2 separate regions of the Homo sapiens genome follow, and region 2 is linked to region 1. Evidence: read pairs that join two places in POLR2A ChIA-PET (ENCODE). Cell type or tissue: GM12878. All regions are shown on one strand. Links, peaks and the distances in the headings refer to the core of each region. The heading gives the core; the rest is flanking DNA.

Region 1 (2,915 bases), core at 215-2,714:
CAGTGACCCACACCTGTAATCCCAGCACTTCGGGAGGCAGAGGCCGGTGGATCACTTGAGGCTGTAACCGCCCAAGGGGTTCACTTGCCCGCTGTCTAGACAGAGCCGATTCGTCATGACAGGGGAATTGCCATAGAGAAAGAGTAATTCACGCACAGCCGGCTGTGCGGGAGACCGCAGTTTTATTATTACTCAAATCAGTCTCTCCCAGCATTCGGGGAGCAGAGTTTTTAAGGACAGCTTGGTGGGTGTGGAGAGCCAGTGAGCCGGGAGTGCTGATTGATCAGGGATGGAATCACAGGGAGTCAGCTGTCTTCTTGCGCTGAGTCAGTTCCTGGGTCGGGGCCACAAGATCAGATGAGCCAGTTTATCCACCTGGGTGGTGCCAGCTGATCCATCAAGTGCAGGGTCTGCAAAGTATCTCAAGCGCTGATCTTAGGAGCAGTGTAGGGAGGGTCAGAATCTTGTAGCCTCCAGCTGCATGGCTCCTAAACCATCATTTCTAATCTTGTGACTAATGTTAGTCTAGTCCCCCGGCAAGAAGGAGGTCTGCTTTGGGAAAGGGCTGTTACCGTCTTTGTTTTAAACTATAAATTAAGTTTCCCCCCAAGTTAGTTCAGCCTACGCCCAGGAATGAACAAGGGCAGCTTGGAGGTTAGACGCAAGATGGAGTCGGTTAGGTTGGATCTCTTTCACTGTCTCAGTCATCATTTTGCAAAGGCGGTTTCAAGGCCAGGAATTTGAGACCAGCATGACCAACATGGTGAAACCGTCTTTACTAAAGATACAAAAATTAGCTGGGCGTGGTGTGCACAACCGTAGTCCCAGCTACTGGGGAGGCTGAGGTGGGAGGACTGCTTGAGTACGAGAGGCGGAGGTTGCGGTGAGCCGAGATCGCGCCACTGCACTCCAGTCTCGGCAACAGAGTGAGACTCTGTTTAAAACAAAAAACAAAAACAAACAAAAAAAGTCCTGGCGCGGTGGCTCACGCCTGTAATCCCAGCACTTTGGAGGCGGAGGCAGGTGGATCACGAGGTCAGGAGATCGAGACCATCCTGGCTAACACGGTGAAACCCCATCTCTACTAAAAATACAAAAAATTAGCCGGGCGTGGTGGCACGTGCCTGTAGTCCCAGCTACTCGGGAGGCTCAGGCCGGAGAATGGCGTGATGAACCCGGGAGGCGGAGGTTGCAGTGAGCCGAGATCACACCACTGCACTCCAGCCTGGGAGAAAGAGTGAGACTCCGTCTCAAATAAAAAAAACAAAAAATAAAGACTTAGGAGAACAGGCTAGACAGATGTTCCATTCTGGGGTATATTTGGGGATCTGGAGGTGGTATTTGAGCAAGAAATAGAGGAAGTTGATGAAATAGAATTCACTGGCAGAAGAGAAGATGATACAGCCAGACAACCAGGCCAGCTGTTTTCTAGTGTTCCCCAGATGAGAGCGACAGGACTAATCAGCCTCCTGTGGGTGGGCTCTAAACTCAACTGAAAGCTGACAAGAGAGCACATTCCCTTAATTGGAGGGAGAAAAAAAGGGAAGATATTGAAAGAGCTGCCTTTTATACCAGACCACTGAAGAGGAAGTTAGGGTTTTCTCATTAGTATATAAAAATCGTAAACTTCCACCCACCCAAAGTAGATTTCTGCCTCCAACATTGCACTGAAACTGTTCTTGGTCTCCAGTGATTTCGTGTCTCTGATGAACGCTACACTGTCCTCTTTACTTGACTCTAGACATAGTTAGCCACAGGATCCTTCTTGAACATTCTTACTCTTGGCTCCCTTGACACCCCACTCTGGTGTTTTTTTGTTTCTTTTTTTTGAGACAGAGTTTTGCTCTTGTCCCTCAGGCTGGAGTCTGGAGTCCAGTGTCACCATCTTGGCTCACTGCAACCTCCACCTCCCGGGTTCAAGCAATTCTCCTGCCTCAGCCTCCCGAGTACCTGGAATTACAAGCAACCGTGCCACCACACCCGGCTAATTTTTGTGTTTTTAGTAGAGGCGGGGTTTCACCATATTGGCCGGGCTGGTCTAGAACTCCTGAGCTCAAGTGATCTGCCCACCTTGGCCTCCCAAGGTGCTGGGATTACAGGCGTGAGCCACTGCGCCCGGCTGAGATTTCTCCTTTAAATAGAACGTTGTGGAGTTTACTTTTAGGCTGAGACCTAAAGGATAAAAGAAAGTGATCCGTGCTAAGACGAGGAGAACTCAAGCAGAAGACATGCCTCGGCTGTGGAGCAGGAAGGTGTTTGATGTTGGGGTTTGAGAGAAGGCCAGTCAGCTGGCAGGCAGGGGGCAAAGGGGGTGGCATGAAGCAAGGAGCTTGGGCATTCTGAGTGGAAGGAGAAGCCAGTATGCGGAGAATGGGTCGGAAGAGAGTAAGAGCAGAGACTACTGCAGTGGTCACGATAAAAAGCAGGTCACTTGGACCAGAGTAATGGCAATAGACTGAAAAGTAGGGTTACCTTTTATGCATTTTGGAGGCAGAAGTTAAAGGACTTGCTGTTGGATTAGAGATGGGGGAATAAGCAAAAGAAAATGACTTAAGTTTCTGGCAGGTTCATAGGTAGTGGTGTCACTGCAGGTCTGGGTGGGGAGGCGTCATCTTAGATGTAAGTGTGATACTTCCAACTATAGGCGCAGTGTAAAAAGTCGGACATGTGAGTCTGAAGCTTGGAGGAGAGACGGGCTGGAGTTGGAGATGTGAGAAATCATTGGCATTATACATGGCGGTTGGTACTATCAGAATGAGATCACAGAGGGAGAGTTAGAGGGCCAGGTCCTGGGGATCACCACCATAAAGACCCAATCAAGGAGGTGCAGGCAGTGAGAAGAAACACCAGGCAGGGCGCAGTGGCTCACATCTGTGATCCCAGCACTGTGGGAGGCCGAGGCAGGTGAATCACTT
Region 2 (2,915 bases), core at 113-2,612, 460 kb after region 1:
AGCTTTTCAAATATATTCATGCTATGCCAAAGAAAAATGTTTCACATTTATTCTTCTTAGTTACACATCTTTTATATCTGAAAATAGTGTTCTCATTATTTAGAACAATGGAAAAGACTACTTAGTTCAGGTTAAAAATCAAAGAACTGAATTAGTTTGCCAGGAAGAATATCTGAAAACATTATTCCTCAAACCTTGGTAATGAACTGTGTCTCCACAGATTTACACACGGTCTGTAATTGACCCTGTTCCTGCACCAGTTGGTGATTCACATGTTGATGGTGCTGCCAAGTCTTTAGACAAACAGAAAAAGAAGACTAAGATGACAGATGAAGAGATTATGGAGAAATTAAGTATGTTATCTACATTTTACATCATTGTTAAATTGTTCACGGCTCTTAAAACATTTGGCCCAGATGGATTTTAACTTACACTTTACATTGTGACTTAAAGTATAAAGAATAAATTGTTTCCTTATAGCAACAGTAGCTTCAATTACAATCTGGTGATGTCACCAGGTTCACCCCTAAATCCCAGCACTAGGTCAGGAGATCAAGACCAGCCTGGCCAACATGGTGAAACCCCGTCTCTACTAAAAATACAAAAATTAGCTGGATGTGCTGGCATGTGCCTGTAATCCCAGCTACTTGGAGGCTGAGGCAAGAGAATCACTTGAACCCAGGAGGTGGAGGTTGCAGTGAGCCAAGATTGCGTCGTTGGGCTGGGCGCGGTGGCTCACGCCTGTAATCCCAGCACTTTGGGAGGCCGAGGTGGGCGGATCACAAGGTCAGGAGATCGAGACCATCCTGGCCAGTATGGTGAAACCCCTCCTCTACTAAAAATACAAAAATCAGCTGGGCATGGTGGCATGTGCCTGTAGTACCAGCTGCTTGGGAGGCTGAGGCAAGAGAATCACTTGAACCCGGGAGGCGGAGGTTATAGTGAGCCGAGATCGCGCCACTGCACTCCAGCCTGGCAACAGTGAGACTCCATCTCAAAAAAAAAAAAAAAAAAGCGAACCGGCCGGGCACTGTGGCTCATGCCTATAATCCCAGCACTTTGGGAGACCAAGGTGGGTGGATCACTTGAGGTCAGGAGCAAGACTAGCCTGGCCAATGTGGCAAAACCCCATCTCTACTAAAAACAAAAATTAGCAAGGTGTCATGGCAGGTGCCTGTAATCCCAGCTACTTGGGGAGCTAAGGCAGGAGAATCACTTGAACCTGGGAGGCGGAGATTGCAGTGAGCCGAGATCGTGCCACTGCACTCCAGCCTGGGCGAAAGAGCGAGACTCAGTCTCAAAAAATAATAATAAATAAAATTAACAATTAAAGAATGCTAATCTAGAGGGTTCAAGGAAAAATACTGTATGGAAGGATTGTTTTAAACATAAAGCCTGGGCATAGTGGCTCAAACCTATAATCTCGGTACGTTGGCTGGCCAAGATAGGAGGATAGCTGGAGTCCAGGAGTTCAAGGCCGAACTATACAACTTAGACCCCGACTCCACCCCCTCAAAAAAAAAAGAAAAAAAGAAAATTAACGAGACCTGGTGGTGCATGTCTGTAGTCCCAGCTGACTGGGAGCCTGAGGCAGGAGGATTGCTTGAGCCCGTGAGTTCAAGGCTGTAGTGAGCTGTGATTGCGCCACTGCACTCCAGCCTGGGTGACAGAGTGAGACCCTGTCTCTAAAAAATAAACAAATGTTTATATGCCCCATGTTTATTTGGTTTTGATTTCTCAGTGCTTTCAAGTATAAACCTGGCTCTTACTCTGTTATTATTATTATCTTTTTTTTTTTTTTTTTTTGAGACAGAGTCTCGCTCTGTCACCCAGGCTGGAGTGCAGTGGCGTGGCTCACTGCAATCTCTGCCTCTCCAGTTCAAGCGTTTCTTCTGCCTCAGCCTCCCGAGTAGCTGGGGCTACAGGTGTGCGCCACCACACCCCGCTAATTTTTGTAGTTTTAGTAGAGATGGGGTTTCACCATGTTGGCTGGGCTGGTCTCAAACTCCTGACCTCAGGCATGAGTCACCACACCTGGCCTGCTCTGTTACTCTATGAGCATATAAGAATTATTTTAGGAGAGCTGCTACTTAAAAAAAAAAAAAAAATTAACTAGAATCCTAATTGTCATCATTTAGTTGTGACCTTTAGCTGTCACATCCCCAGTCTTTTTGGTATCTTTTTGTTCTTAGCCTCTTATTATTGATCCTGTTTCTTTGCTTGTTGACTTGAGGTTGGGTACCTACATAAAACTATTTATGTCAGTTTCCTTGATATGGTCCTGTCCTTTTTTACCTTGAGCAAGTGAAAGTTTAATGTGGTTTTTCTTACTAGTAATAAGAATATAAGTTAGGATTTTATGTCCAACTTCCTAATTTTAAAACCTCTTTCTTGTGACTTTGAACTTTCCTAAAACAAACATATGATTAGTTTATGTCAGAGCATAGTAATTTTTATGGTAATAAGTGGTTTTCTAAATATATTGAAAGATGAAATGTATACTGGAAGAGTCAGAAAGACCATTTAGGGTTTAGATAGCCTTTATTATTTATAATACTAAGTAGTCTCAAACTTACCTATTAATAGATATATTCAAATATATCTATTTCTATATTCAAATATATCTATTTTATATTCAAATATGTCTATTTTCTTGAGATTACCTGATTCTAAAGCTGAACATCTGAGAACCTAATTAATCTCTGACAAACTGGTACAGTCTTTTCAAAATGTGACCATTATTGAGCAAATGATTAGTTAGGAGGTCTAACCTAATGGAAATAATGTGTCTTCTTGTTTCTGTTACTTTTAAACTTTTAATGTGTCTTGTTTCTGATACTTTTAAACTTTTATTATGTATTTAAGTTTCTTTAGTGTTTTGTGTTTGAAACCTGTTATTTTTGGAACTTAGTATT

Evidence for each region. Peaks named below come from ENCODE experiments on the same cell type or tissue, not always from the same donor. Only the 100,000 strongest peaks of a DNase experiment are listed, where the experiment ranks them.
Region 2: POLR2A ChIA-PET joins it to region 1 with 5 read pairs; 2 of 35 experiments call an interaction of 5 or more read pairs at or near these places.

Annotation. Positions count from the first base shown.
Region 1 is chr3:196,343,344-196,346,258 of GRCh38, forward strand. No RefSeq gene overlaps it. Among named protein-coding and RNA genes, the nearest start is that of TM4SF19-DYNLT2B, 6.4 kb to the left of the region's middle. In GM12878, for the core only: no CTCF peak of the experiment used is centred there; a DNase peak (open chromatin) is centred at 1,676.
Region 2 is chr3:196,807,562-196,810,476 of GRCh38, forward strand. PAK2 (p21 (RAC1) activated kinase 2) reads left to right here. Exons shown (of 15, transcript NM_002577.4): 7 at 221-353. Among named protein-coding and RNA genes, the nearest start is that of SENP5, 59 kb to the right of the region's middle. In GM12878, for the core only: no CTCF peak of the experiment used is centred there; no DNase peak of the experiment used is centred there.